Linked DNA regions of Mus musculus: region 2 is linked to region 1. Evidence: chromatin loops called from intact Hi-C (ENCODE). Cell type or tissue: left cerebral cortex. All regions are shown on one strand.

The links. A loop is a pair of places that touch in the nucleus more often than their neighbours do. Peaks named below come from ENCODE experiments on the same cell type or tissue, not always from the same donor. Only the 100,000 strongest peaks of a DNase experiment are listed, where the experiment ranks them.
Region 2: it touches region 1 in a loop (17-fold over the local background); 10 of 42 quality-filtered maps call a loop at or near these places.

What each region holds. Positions count from the first base shown.
Region 1 is chr4:113,279,298-113,287,297 of GRCm38, forward strand. Skint6 (selection and upkeep of intraepithelial T cells 6) reads right to left here and starts at 7,676. Exons shown (of 49, transcript NM_001103199.1): 1 at 7,628-7,676; 2 at 4,270-4,350. The coding sequence starts at 4,345. In left cerebral cortex, no CTCF peak of the experiment used is centred here; no DNase peak of the experiment used is centred here.
Region 2 is chr4:113,994,476-114,002,475 of GRCm38, forward strand. Skint5 (selection and upkeep of intraepithelial T cells 5) reads right to left here and starts at 5,028. Exons shown (of 59, transcript NM_001167876.1): 1 at 4,980-5,028; 2 at 1,107-1,187. The coding sequence starts at 1,182. In left cerebral cortex, no CTCF peak of the experiment used is centred here; no DNase peak of the experiment used is centred here.

The DNA of each region.
Region 1 (8,000 bases):
TAGCCAGAAGCTGGAAACAATCTTGATGTGTTGGGACAGAATAATGGATACAGAAAATGTGGTACATTTACACAATGTAATACTACACAGCTATTAAGAAGGAGGACATCCTGAGTTTTGTAGGTAACCAGATGGAACTAGAAAATATCATTCTTAGTGAGGTTACTCAGACCCAAAAGGGCATGCATGGTATGTACTCACTAGTAAATGAATATTAGCCAAAAAAATAAAAAATACAGAATACCCAAGATACAGTCCACAGAATTAAAAAAGGCCAACAAGCTGAAGTGCCCAAGTGAGGATGCCTCAGTCCTACTTGGGAGAGAGAAGAAAGCAATCACAAGTGGGAAGTCAGGGTGTGACCTGGGAGGGAAAGTAGAAGGGGGAAGAGTGGTGTGAGAAGGGAAGTTGGTCTGGTATTGGATGAGGGAAAATGACTGAAGTCCTGAGGGTGGACAGAAAGATTAAAAACAGGCAACCTTGGGAAATAGGAGGTTGGGGGACACTCCAAAATGCACTGGAAACCTAGGAGGGGAGAGACTCTCAGGACTCAAAAGGAGGGACCTTAGATGAAATACCCAACAGTAGGGAACCTATAGAGGCCACCTCCTGCAGAAAAACAGGACATCAGGTGAGAGATGGGGTTGCCATGCCACAGTCACACCTCTGACTCATATTTGTCTGAAAGAATTACAGGAACGGAAATGGAGAGGAGCCCAAGGATAAGAAGGTCCAGTGGCAGACCCAAAGTGGGATTCAGCTCAAGTGGAGGTCCCAAGGCCTAAGACTATTACTAAGTCTATGGAGCACTCACAAAAAGAGACCTATCATGACTACCCTCCAAAAGACCCAACAAGCAGCTGAACGAGTCAGATGCAGATATTTGCACCCAACCAAGGAATAAATTCAACTGACCCTTGTTTTTGAATTAGGGAAGGCTGAAAGAAACTGCGGAGAAGTGCAATCCTGTAGGAGAACCAGCAGTCTCAATTAATACGGACCCCCGAGGTCTCTCAAACACTGGACCACCAAAAGGACAGCATATACCAACCATCTGATTGCTGAGTCCCCCCATTACACATAAAGTTGACGACTTCTGGGTCTGTGTTCATTCAGAGATAATGCACCTAACTCTTAAGAAACTAGAGATCCCAAGAGACTGGAGACCCCAGGGGGTTGGATGTGGAGATTAGGTATGAGATGTGGAAGAGTTGGAGGGTGGATTGGGGAGGGAATAAAATATGGTGTGTAAAAAATAAATTAATTTTTAAAAACTTCACAACTCAATAAAAAGAAAAAGAAAGAATTGATATGTCAAACTGATTCCTAAACATCTAAGTTTATACCCTAGAAAAATAGTCACTCTTTCTACAATATCTGTATAAAACAAGGGAATGTTACAGAAGGTATAGGAAGACTATAAAAACTAGATGACAAATAGAAGAGTGGTCAATTCCTCAGTTTAGGTCTTGATTTCTTCTATATTGTCTTCAATATTTAAGAATCATTCTTCTGTCTCTTCTATTTTGCTGGTGAGTCCTACCTCTGTGCAGTGAAAATTTTAGGAACTTGTACAAGAAGCACAGAGGTAGGACTCACCACCAAAATAGAAAAGAAAGAAGAATGAATCTCAAATATTGAAGAGAATATAGAAGAAATCAATTTGTAGTCAAGGAAAAATTTGAATCCAGGTGTGGTGGCGCACATCTTTAATCCCAGCACCTGGGAGGCAGAGACAGGCAGATTTCGAGGCCAGCCTGGTCTACAAAGTGAGTTCCAGAACAGCGAGGGTTACACAGAGAAACCCTGTCTTGGAAAAAAACAACAACAACAACAACAACAACAACAAAAAATTGAATCTAATAGCATCAAGTAGAAAATACTCAAGAGAGTTTAGATGTTATAAAAATGAATCTAAAAATAATTATAGAAAAATGTGAAATTCAGTATAAAGCATAGAAAATGTTTTAAACAAAATCATAGGAAAACTCTTTTTTAGCTTAAAGAATGAGAGGTCTATCAAAGCGTAAGAAGTACACAGAAAAAAAATAGAACCAGAAAAGAAATTCTTCACTGCCCATAACAATAAAAAACAAAATGTACAGATCAAGACACAAATAGGAAGGAACTAACTACAAGTACTTTTTTTTTTCAGATAATATATGTATACATAAGTAACCCTACAAGTATAACCATGAAACCCATTATGGCTGATAAATACTTTCAATAAAGTAACTGAATACAAAATTAACCAACAAAAAATACCATTCTTCTTACATAAAAATTTAAAATGGACTGGGAAAAATATCAGGTAAACAACGCATTTCATAGTAGATTCAAATAATATAAACTATCTGTGGTACTTCTAACAAAGCAGGTGAAAGACTTGTATGATAAAACTTTAATACATTGAAGAAAGACACTGGGGAAGATATCAGATAGTAGAAAGATATTCCATACTCATGGATTAATAGGGCTAACATAGCAGAAATGTGTAACCTACCAATTAGAACCTTCATATTCAAACAAATTCCCAAAACATTTCTTGATAGATCTTGAAAGGATAATGTTCAGCTACAAATGGAAACATAAAAATCCAGGGTAGGTTTAACACTATTAAATAATGAAAGAATTTTTGTGTTCATCAATATGCTCCTTCTTAAATTTCACTTCAGAGCTATAGTAACAAAACCATCATGGTGTTGGAACAAAATTACACACATTTCTCACTGGAATTGAACTAAATACTCAGACATATGTAGTTTATACACTTATGGACACCTGTTTTATGATAACATCATATTATATACACTGGAAAATTACAGCATCAATGTACAGTTTGATACTGTTTGCACCATTTGTTCCTGTTTATGGTGGATGAATTAAAGTAGAAGATTACAAATTGATCAGTACCTACAACTTATCAAAAAACTTAACTTCAAGTAGATCAAGAACCTCAATATAACTCCAGATACAAAGAGTATGATAGAAGACAAAATGAGAAATCATTTTGAAACCCTTTACACACACACACACACACACACACACACACACACACACACACACACAACCTTTCTGAACAAGACATCATTAGCACAAGTACTTAAGAACACATAATAAATAAGATCTCATGAAACTGAAACTTCAAAGAACACTATCATTTGTAGAATTTTTTTTTTACCAGCTACACATTCGATAGAGTTAACACCTAAGATGTATGAAAATTTAAAAAGTTAGACATGGAGAAAAGAAATAATTTAAAAGGGGGTACATATAAAAACAAAATTCTCAAAAAGAAAACTCAAATGGCTATAAAAACACTTAAACATGTTCACCATACTTAGCCATGAATGATATGCAAGTCAAAACTTCACTGAAATTTCATCCTACACCCACCAATTACACTTTTCAATAAAAGAAATGACAGTTCTTACTGGTAAGGATGTGAAGTAAAAGGCACATATATCCGTTGCTCATAGGAGTGTAAATTAAAGAAATCACTGTGGTGGTTTCTCAGAAACCTGAGAGTAGATCTACCTCAAGGTATAGCTATTCTACTCCAGAGCACATACCTAAAGGATGCTTTCTTCTAGTGCAGGGACAGTTTTTCAATCATGCAAAAGAATATAGGCAAAATATTCAGAAATACACACACACACACACACACACACACACACACACACACACACACACACACACATACATGCATTCCAAATAAAATTACCAAGTAATGAGACCGACAATGAACAAACTGGACATCTCTCCTCACCGAATGAAGTTTCCAGTACCAGAACACAAGCAAATGTGCATCAGTGTAATTGTATCAGTGGACAATCAGCTCTTTTATAATATTTGTTGTCTAATTTTTTTAGTCTACAAGTAATCTGTATTTAACTGTGATTCACACAGATGTCCCTACAAAATCAAATTCTATTTCTCATAGCTTATTTCATCTTCCCTCTTCTTTTTCCACTACTATTTTTGTTAACTTAGAATTATTCTAATATATTTCTGAACCTACAACAATTCCTCAGTGTAAATATGATATCCAAGTTTTGTGCATTTAGTACAAATATTGAGTCATATTTGCTGAATAGACACAATGACTAGTTCCTCTAAACTGGATACTATTGTGACTTTCTTTATTTCATTGTTACATTCACTCTTTAGGAACAATGGTTTAAATACCCTGCCCTTTGTACCAGATCTTCATTTTCCTGAAGTACTAAACATTGATACAGCTCAAAAATGCAAGTGAGAGGTTCATACCTGTACTCAGTGCTACCATCTGGAGGAGAAACAAAACAACACAGTGTGCAGTAAGAGGTACTCCTATAGTTCCCATTACACCTGTGATGAGACATAAGTTAATCACTAGTTAAAACACAAATTTGGAGAAATCAAATACTTCCATATTTTCTACAACTGGTTTCCAAGCAAAGTTACCCACCATTAAGGCTCAATTTCTGACAATGAATAGTTTAACTACAGTCATTTATCCCAGATTTCTAAAATAATTATCACATTTTAAATTGGTGAATCTGGTGATCCTAGTTTTAGGAAAGTTCCATGTAATGAATAGATTGCTTCAGATGTTTCTTCCCCATTAGAGAATCACAAACTCCCAGACTTGATGGTATCATCTGGATTTGCAAGCTTTATTATATTGGCTGTCTTTCCAGAAAATTTTATGGAACTAACAAACAGATACAAGTCTCAAAAGCCTTTTGGTATACTGTCATATTTAGTTCAATTTAATTAGAGAAAAGTTATGATACAGATTTAGCCTTACAATTTTTAGAATAATTACATTAGCATTTTAGAATCCTATGACTTTCTTGTCCAAAATTATTAAAATTTAGTTTTAGGGAGAATTCATAATTTGAATATGTTTTGGGGACCTTATTGTTAGTAAAAAGTTAATGTTAAAAATAAACTTTCATACTCAAATGTGAAGGCTTTTTATCAGTTACTTAGTATTTTGGGCTCCAATAAAGTGATGAAATGGATAGTTTTCTATTTCTATCAATCACAAACATAAAAGTTTAGGTACTATGGTTGTAGAGACATGGGAAATTGAAAGGAACCTTAAAATTAATATAATCTATACCTTTGTCTTGTGTCCTATATTTTTAAGAAATACCAAAATATTTGTGATATATTCTTTTTCAATTTTAAATAAACAAAATAAATTTTTTTCCTATATATCAAATATGTTTTACAATTTTTTAAAAAAATTATTTTCTTTGTGTGTATGTGTGTTTTACCTGCATATATGTAAGTATACCACTTGTTTTTATGATGAACACATAGAGAAAAAGAAGTTCTTGAACATTCAGAAACCAAAGTTAAAGTTAGTTTTGAATCACCATACAAGTTTCAAAATTAAACCTGGGTCTTCTGCCAAATCAAAACCCATTTCACTTAGTACTAGAGTCAAATATGGTTATGTACCGTCTTATGGGTTCTAGAAGTAATTCTGGACCCAACACAAGAGCACACAGTCTTCTTAACTACTTACACATCTCTCCACCCCTCCTTCTTTTATATTTTATTATTGTATATCAATTATACACAGTAGATATCATTATGACATATTTAAACATGTATTTACTTAATATTCACCTTCTTTGCCCTCTCTTGAAACCTTCCATTCTCTCTAATTTTCCTCATTCCAACTACTTGCCTTCATACTTTCATGTTTTTATTTTTTAATTTATTGTTTTTGATAATTCTAATCAAACTCAAAGTGTCTGTAATTAGGATATATTGCTGGGCTATGGTAAAGTTTTGTTCACGAGAAAATAGTTCATTAATGGATACACCCCTGAAAATCATCTCTTCTCCGACTGTCAATTATTAGTTTCATATAAAGCTTCAGAGTGGGATGAGATCTTGTGAGTTTCTCCCACTTTCACAATGTTAAATGATGGATATTGATCCTTTGCAGGACTTGTGTAGGTAATCACAGTTGCTATGAGTTAAAATATTTCCAAGTAAAGTTTAATGTTCTATTAAGAATGTCTATTTTTTCCCTTCCTTTAGCATTCTGTTAAAATGTGATGTGTGCATTCTATGTGCTATAGTGTGGCATTTCAAAATGTAAACTTTACAAGTTAAAACTATTGATGATCTCTTCCAGTTCTTTTAAAAACATAAGATAAATGGGTCTTTTTGTTTGTTTGTTTTCAAGAAAAGGATTCTCATGCTATCATAACTCTGGCTCTCCTGGAACTTGGTCTGTAGACCCAGCTGGCCTTGAACTCAAAGACACAGTACTGACTTTGCCTGTGGATTGCTGGGATTAAAGGCATGTAATAATTTATCTGGGTACAGTTAATTATTTTAAACTAGAGTTTCTCTACTACATTTATTTCTCCTAGATAATTATACATTTGTAAATTCTCAAAAGAATAATTATCTCCCATTTCTCCATCTCTTTGCATTTTCTAGATCCTAGTGATGATGAGTCTTGCTGTCTACTACGAAACCAACACTTTAAAAATATTTAAATTGAAATAGAATTATATTACATTTTCACTACCCTTCCTTCCTCCAGCTTCACTCACACTAACCCCTCTCAAGCCAAGAGCATCTTTTTTTTATTATTGCTACACACATACATATATCTATATATACAGATCTATCTATCTCTCATGTATATAAACATATGTACATTATATATATGTTTGACATTATTATATCGCAATATACAATGTCTTTTTATTATAAAAATAATAATACAGAAATGTGTACAATTGTGTATATATACTTGTGTGTGTGTGTGTGTGTGTGTGTGTGTGTGTGTGTGTGTGTGTGTGTGTGTGTGAACATATCCTGCTGAATCATTTGATTTCTGTTTGGTTTGAAGGTTGACCACTCTGCATTGGACAAGCAAAAGTAGGCTCATTCCTGGGAGAAACCAAATCTTCTACAAGCAGTCATTAGTTCTTTGTAGTTCCTTGTCTACAGTTGGAATCACTGTAAAATTTTCTTCTTATACATTAACATGTCTGTTAATTCTATTGTTCCAGTCCTTTTTATGTAACCATTTCAATGAAATCAGGCTTTAAAACTTCCACTCATGACTAAAAATATGAAGTACATTTCGTTTTTGCTAGCCTATTTTAGAAAACACACTTCTAAAAGCACATTTCAGAAACTCAACAGGTTAATCTCACATATTCTACCCATTTCTGATTTTGTTCATTACAACTAAACACAATAGAGAAGGTCTTTTGGTTGATCTCATGGGACAGGCATGCATTTCATTTTATGTACCTGAGAAAAAAATAGTCATAGGCACATATTTTCTTTGCCCTGATATAAGGGCAATACATAACCTGAGCTCAGTATCCACTAAGATTCAATTTCACAGAGTCACTTTCAGATTTCAACTGATATATAAAAGAAACATGGAATCCCCACCAAAATGCATTAACTTTCCATCTATCTGAACTCTGAAATCTACTAATCATTATATACTTCTGTCTAAGTCCTTGTAATGTATTTCTAAGGGGACAGTATTCTTCCCAGTAGGCACAAGGAACTAGAAAGTGTAGAAAAATAAAAATTATCTGTGAAGACAGAACCATATCCTAAAAGCTTACTAAGTTCTCTTACTTACCTGAGCCTGTTGATCCTAAGTCAGCTCTCTTGTCCATATAAAAGTAGCAGTTGTGTCACCTGTGTTTCTAATAATGCTTCAACACTTTTTTCAAGCCACAAAGCACTCCAGAGTCAGATAGAGATCGGGGAAACTAAATACCAACACCCATCTCCTACCCTGAAAATCTGGCCAAATGATTCTATAAGCCTGAAAATTACGACAGGGCTGGGCATGTCAACTCACAAGGAAAATCTTTGTTTGCCTGACTGACTGCATTTGGTATTACTCAAGTACTATCAGGAGTTGCCTCACCCATGGAAGAAATAAAACAAAATTGGACCCCTACCTGCCATACACTGAGTACAGAATGAAAAGCTGTGTTGAATGCATT
Region 2 (8,000 bases), 720 kb after region 1:
GAACATTATCATTTGTAGATTTTTTTCACCAGCTACACATTCGATAGAGTTAATATCTAAGATGTACGAAAATTTAAAATGTTAGACATGGAGAAAAGAAATAATTTTAAAGGGGGTACACATATAAACAAAACTCTCACAAAGAAAACGCAAATGGCCATAAAAACGCTTAAACATGTTCAATATACTTAGCCATGAGTGATATGCAAGTCAAAACTTCACTGAAACTTCATCCTACACCCACCAATTACACTTTTCAATATTTCTTTTGACAGCTCATACTGGTTAGGATTTGAAGTAAAAGGCACATATATCCATTGCTGGTAGGAGTGCAAATTAAAGAAATCATTGTGGTGGTTTCTCAGAAACTGAGAATAGATCTACCTCAAGATATAGCTATTCTACTCCACAACACATACCTAAAGGATGCTTTATTCTAGTGCAGAGACAGTTTTTCAATCATGCAAAATGATGTAGTTAAAAATTTAAGAAATACACACACACACCACACACACACGTGTGTGTGTGTGTGTGTGCTTGCGTGCATTCCAAATAAAATCACCAAGTAATGGGACAGATGATGAACAAACTGAACATCTCTCTTCACTGAATAAAATTTCCAGTATCAGATAGAACACAAGCAAATGTGCATCAGTGAAATTGTATCATTGGACAATAAGCTCTTTTATATTATTTGTTGTCTAAGTTTTTAAGTCTCCAAGTAATCTGTATTTAACTGTGCTTGACACAGATGTCCCTAAAAAATCGAATTCTCTTTCTCATAGCTTCTTTCATCTTCCCTCTACTTTTTCCACTACTAATTTGTTAACTCAGAATTATTCTAATATATATCTGAGCCTACAATTCCACAGTGTAAACATGATATCCAAGTTTTGTGCATTTAGTACAAATATTGAAACATGTTTGCTGAATAGACACAATGACTTGTTCCTCTAAGCTGGATACTCTAGTGACTTTCTTCATTTCATTGCTACATTCACTCTTTAGGAAAATGGTTTAAATACCCTGCCCTTTGTAGTAGATCTTCATTTTCTTGGAGTATTAGACATTGATACAGCTCAAAAACGCAAGTGAGAGGTTCATACCTGAACTCAGTGCTACCATCTGGAGGAGAAACAAAACAACGCAGTGTGCGGTAAGAGGTATTCCTACAGCTCCCATCACACCTGTGATGAGACACAAGTTAATGACTAGTGAAAACTCAAATTTGGAGAAATCAAATACTTCCATATTTTCTACAGCTGGTTTCTGAGCAAAGTTACCATCATTAGGCCTCAATTTCTGACAATGAATAATTTTACTACAATCATTTATCTCGGTTTTTAAAAAATAATCATCACATTTTAGTTGGTAAATCTGGTGATCCTAGTTTTAGGAATGTTCCGTGTAATGACTAGATTACTTCAGATGTTTCTTCCCCATTAGAGGATCACATACTCTCAGACTTAGTGTTGTCATGTGGATTTGCAAGCTTTATTAGATTGCCTGTTTTTGCAGACACATTTATGGAACTGACAAACAGATCCAAGTCTCAAAGGTCTTTTGGTATACTCTCATATTTAGTTCAATTTAATTACAGAAAATTTATGATACATATTTACCCTTACAATTTTTAGAGTAATTATATTAGCGTTTTAGAAGACTATGACTTTCTTGTCCAAAATTATTGAAATTTAATATTATGGAGAACTCATAATTTGAATATGTTTTACAGACCTTATAATTATAAAATGTTAATGTAAAAAATAAATTTTCATACTCAAAATGTGAAGGCTTTTTATCAGTTACTTAGTAATTTTGCCTCTGAAAAATAATCAAATGTGATAGTTTTCTATTTCTATCACAAACATAACAGTTTAGGTACTAGGGTTATAGAGACATGGGAAATCGAATGAAACATTAAAATGAATCTAATTTATACCTTTGTCTCATATGTTCTTTATTTTTAAGAAATACCAAAATATTTGTGATATATATATTTCAAATTTAAATACTAAAAAATAATTTTTCCTATATATGTCAAATATGTATTACAATATTTAAAAATTATTTTGTGTGTATGTGTATACTTGCTCTTGTGTGTGTGTGTGTGTGTGTGTGTGTGTGTGTGTGTGTGTGTGTGTGTGTGTGCGTGCGCGCGTGTGCGTGTTTTACCTGCATATATGTAAGTATACCACCTGTGTTTATGGTGCACACAGAGAGAAAAAGAGGTGCTTGAGCATCCAGAAACCAAAGTTAAAGTTAGTTGTGAACCACCATACAAGTCGTCTTAACTACTTAAACATCTCTTCACCCCTCCTTCTTTTATATTTTATTAGTGTATATCAATTATACACAATAGATATCATTATGACATTGTTATACATGTATATACTTAATATTCACCTCCATTGACCTCTCTTGCAACCTTCTATTCTCACTAGTTTTCCTCTTTCCAACTACTTGCCTTCATACTCTCATGTTTTCTACTTTATTGTTTTTTATAATCCTAATCAAACTCAAAGTGTTCACAATTAGGATATATTGCTGGACTATGGTAAAGGTTTATGAGAAAATAGCTCATTAGTGAATACACCCCTGAAAATTATCTCTTCTGCTGTCAATTATTAGTTTCATATAAAGCTTCAGAGTGGGATGAGATCTTGTAAGTTTCTCCCACTTTCACAAAGGTAAATGATGGTAATTGGTCCTGTGCAGGTCATGTGTATGTAATCACAGTTGCTGTGAGTCAAAATATTACCAAGGAAAATATAATGTTCTATTCAGAAAGTCTACTTTTTCACTCCCTTTATCATTCTGTTAATTGAAATGTGATGTGTGCATTTTATGTGCTACAGTGTGACATTTCAATATGTAAACTTTTCAAGTTAAAACCTACTGATGATCTCTTCCAGTTCTTTCAAAAACATAAGATAAATGGGTCTTTTTGTTTGTTTGTTTTCAAGAAAAGGATCCTCATTGTATCAGAACTCTGGCTCTCTCAGAACTTGGTTTGTAGACCTTGAAATCAAGGAGACAGTCCTGCCTTTGCCTGTGGATTGCTGGGATTAAAAGCATGTAATACTTTATCTAGGTACAGTTAATTGTTTTAAACTAGAGTTTTTCTACTAAATTTATTTCTCCTAGATAATTATTCTTTTGTAAATTCTCAAAAGAAAAATCAACTCTCATTTCTCCATCTCTTTGCATTGTCTAGACCCTAGTGATGATGGTGTTTGCTGTCTACTATGAAACCAACACTTTAGAAATATTTGAATTGAAATAGAATTATATTACATTTTCACTTTCCTTTCTTTCTCCAGCTTCAGTCACACCAACCCCTCTCAAGCCAATACCATCTTTTTTTATTATTGCTATACACATACATATATCTATATATGCAGATCTATCTTTTATGTATATAAACATATGTACATATAAATGTAAATGTGTATATATGTTTGACAACATTATTATACTGTAATATACAATGTAATTATTATTGTAAAAATAATAATACAGAAATGTATACAATTGTATATATAACTGTTTGTGTCTGTGCAGGCGCATGCACATGCACGTGAGAATGCATGTGTGTGTGTGTGTGCATGTGCGCATGCACGTGTGTGTGTGTGTGTGTGTGTGTGTGTGTGTGTGTGTGTGTGTGTAAACATATCCTGCTGAATCATTTGTTTCTTGTTTGGTTTGAAGTTTGACCACTCTGCATTAGCCAAGCAGAAGGCAAAAGTAGGCCCATTCCTGGGAGAAACTAATTCCTCTACAAGGAGTCATTAGTTCTCTGTAGTTCCTTGTCTAGAGTTGGAACCCCTGGAAATGTTTCTTCTTATACATTAACATGTCTGTTAATTATAGTGTGCCAATCCTGTTTATGTAACTGTTTCAGTGAAATCAAGTTTTAAAACTTTCACCCATGACTGAAAATATGAAGTAAATTTCTTTTTTTGCTGGCCTATTTTAGAAAACACATTTTAAAAAACACATTTCTGTGTTCCATCCAATAGAAATGTGTTTTTTTTTAATGTGTTTTCTAAAAGAGGCCAGCAAAAAAAAAAAAAAAAAAAGAAATTTACTTCACATTTTCAGTCTTGGAATATGAAATACAGGGCCCCCAATGGAGTAGCTAGAGAAAGTACCCAAGGAGCTAAAGGGGTCTGCAACCTTTTAGGTGGAACAAAAATATGAACTAATCAGTACCCCCGGAGCTCGTGTCTCTAGCTGCATATGTAGCAGAAGATGGCCTTGTTGGCCATCATTGGGAAGAGAGGCCCCTTGGTCTTGCAAACTTTATATGCCTCTGTACAGGGGAACGCCAGAGCCAAAAAGTGGGAGTGGGTGTGTAGGGGAGTGTGTGTGGGGGAAGGGTATGGGGGACTTTTGGGATAGCATTTGAAATGTAAATGAATAAAATACCTAATAAAAAATTAAAAAATAAAAATGATAAAGAGATGTAAATGAAGAAAATATCTAATAAAAAAGAAATGAGCAAAAAAAAATTAAAGCAAAAAAAAAAAAAAAACCACATTTCTGAATCTCAACAGGTTCATCTCACATATTCTTCCCATTTCTGATTTTGTTCATTACAATTAAACACAAGAGGGAAGGTATTTTGATTGAGCTCATGGAACAGGCATTCAATTCATTTTATGTACTTGAGAAAAAAATAGTCATATATACATATTTTCTTTACCCTTATATAAGGGAAATACATAACCTGAGCTCAGTATCCACTAAGATACATAAAAGAAACTTGGAATCCCCACTAAAAGTCCTTAACTCTCCATCTATCTGAACTACTAATCTACTGATCATTATATATTTCTGTCTAAGTTCTTGGAATTTGTTTCTAAGGGGACAGTATTCCTCTCAGTAGGCACAAGGAAGTGGAAAGTATAGAAAAATAAAAACTATATGTGAGGATAGAACCAAAGTCTAAAAGCTTACTAAATTCTCTTACTTACCTGAGTTTGTTGATCCTAAGTCAGCTCTCTTGTCCATGTAAAAGTAGCAACTGTTTCACCTGTGTTTCTAATAAGGTTTCAACACTTTTCTCAAGCCATAAAGCACTCCAGAGTCAGATCGTGATAAGAGAAACTAAATGCCAACACCCTTCACCTACCCTGAATATCTGGCCAAATGATTCTACAAGCCTGAATCTTAGGACTGGGCTGGGCATGTTAACCCACAAGGAAAATCTTTGTTTGCCTGATTGACTGTATTTGGCATTACTCAAGTACTATCAAGAGTTGCCTCACCTATGGAAGAAATAAAACAAAATCGGACCCCTACTTGCCGTATACTGAGGACAGAATGAAAAGCTGTGTTGAATGCATTTTGAATTCTAGACCTATACATATAAAGGAAAGGATTGTAGAAACTCAAACAAGAAACTTTAAGTGATGATCATTCATTCAAGGAAGTTTCATATAGTTAGTGATATATGACAATAATCTTGAAATCAGAAAAAAAATCAGTTAATCCCATTAAGCAAAGAGGCACAGTAGTTAGCTAGGCTGAAAGAGCACCCTAAAACTTGGTAACAAGTCTTCACAGGGCCTATAATTTGGCCCAGTCTCAATACCTGGTACATCTTAAAGAATACCTGGTACATCTTAAAGACACAAAAGAAAGTATTCAATCAAAAACTCCCAGTAATTTTCAGTAGCTTGACTGGGAGAACAGAAGGGAACAAACAACTAGAGATGAGCATCAGGAAAATATAACAGAGGTTATAGAACTTTAAAATATATATGTGATATATATCAACACACACATTAATTATTTTATTATGTAGACATAGAAAACAATGTGAACTTTACTCAAGAAGCTAGAAATATATTTTCCACTAGGTACAGCTATACAAATTTTAGGTATATACACCAAAAATTTGGCATATACTAAAGAAATATTTGGCCATTAATTATATTAATTAGGATTTCCATTAATATGAAAATGAACCATGATCATGAAAACTTTTTAAATTAACTTATATATTTATTCACATTACATCACAATATCTGCCCTCACTTTCCCCAGTACATCCTTCATACATTTCCTCCCTCACTCTCCCTTCACTTCTCCTCTGAGAAGAGAAAGAACACCCTGGATATCATCCCACCCTGATATATCACCTCGTTGTAGGACTAGGTACAATCTCTCCTACTGACATCATAAAAGGCAATGCAGTTAGGGGAATAGGATCCACAGGCAGGCGACTGATTCATGTCAGTCCCACTTCAATTGTTGGAGGACCTGCATGAAAGCCATGCTGCACATGTGCTGCATATGTGCAGGGGGTCTAGATCCACTTCATGTTCATTCTTTCATTGGTGTTTCTGTTTCTGGAAGTCCATAAAAAATTGTATTAGTTGACACTGTTGGTCTTCCTGTGGAGTCCTTCTCTTCTCCAACTCATTTACTCAACTCTTCCACAAGCTTCCAAAAACTCCATCTAATGTTTGGTTGTGGGTCTCTGAATTTGTCTCCATTGGCAGCTGGGTGGAGCCTCTAAGAGGATAATTATCCTAGGTTCCTGTCTTCAAACGTAACAGGGTATCTGCAAACATAATGGTATCAAGAACTGGTTCTTAGCTGGGCAGTGGTGGCACATGCCTTTAATCCCAGCAGAGTCTGGTGGATTTCTGATTTCAAGGCCAGCTTGGTCTACAGGCAGCCCGGGCCACACAGAGAAACCCCTTCTTGAAAGTAAAAAAAAAAAAAAAAAAAAAAGAATTGTTTCTGGGTTTGATATCAATTTGGGCCAGTCATTGGTTGGACATTCTCTCCAACTCTGTTCTATCTTTGTCCTTGCATATGTTGTAGGCTGGACACATTTTGTGCCAAAGGTGCTACATGATGTGGCCACTTCAGGATCCATATACCACACTGCTAAGAATATCAGCTAGAGTTACTTACATAGACACCATAGAAACCCCCACTGTCCCTGGTCTCTGGAACACCATATAGGTGTCCCTCACTCAGTTGTCTGCCATATTTGATATATCTCCCCTGCTCTCCCTAAACTTGATGCCACTCACATTCTGTTCCTTCCCCATGCCCTCCTTTCATCAACTTCTAATATCTATTTTATTTTATTTTCTGAGAAAGATTCATCCACCTTCCCTTGGGCCATCTTTGTGGGTTTTTTTGTTTTGGTTTGGTTTGGTTTGGTTTGGTTTGGTTTGGTTTGGTTTGGTTTTTTGTTTGTTTGTTTGGTTGGTTGGTTGGTTGGTTGGTTGGTTAGATTTTTTTTTGTTCGTTTGTTCTGTGGATTTTAGTCTAGTTATCCTGTTTTTTATAGCTAATATTCAATTATAAGTGAATAAATCTCATGCCTGTCCTTTTGGATACCTCACTTAGGATGAGATTTCCTAGTTGCATCCATTAGACTTTAAAATTCATGTTGTCCTTGCTTTAAAAGCTGATTATATTACACTTTGTAAATTAACCATATTTTCTATATCCATTCTTCAGTTGAGGGACATGTAGGTTGTTTCCTGATCCTGGATATTACAAATAAAGAAATTATGAATATAGTTGAGCTAGTATACTGGTGGTATGGTACGGCATCTTTTAGGTATTTGTCAAGGAGTGGTATACCTGTTTCTTTAGGTAGAACTTGTCCCAATTTTAAAGAAACTGCCTAATTGATTTCTGGAGTGGTTATACAAGTTTGTACTCCCATTAGCATTGTAGGAGTATTCTTGCTCCTCATTATCACCGCCATCCATCATATATTCTTCCTTGAGCACTATATTTTAGCCAATCTGATGGATGTAATGTGGAAACTCAGTCATCTTGATTTGAATTTTGACTATGACTAATAACTTTCAACATTTCTTTAAGTCTTTATGGAACACTAGAGGTTCTTCTATTCAGAATTTTCTGTTCAGCTCTGTACCCCAGTTTTTAATTGGGTTTTATGGATCACTGGCATCTAACTTCTTTAGCTCTTTACATTTTTTCGATATTAGTCCTTTGTT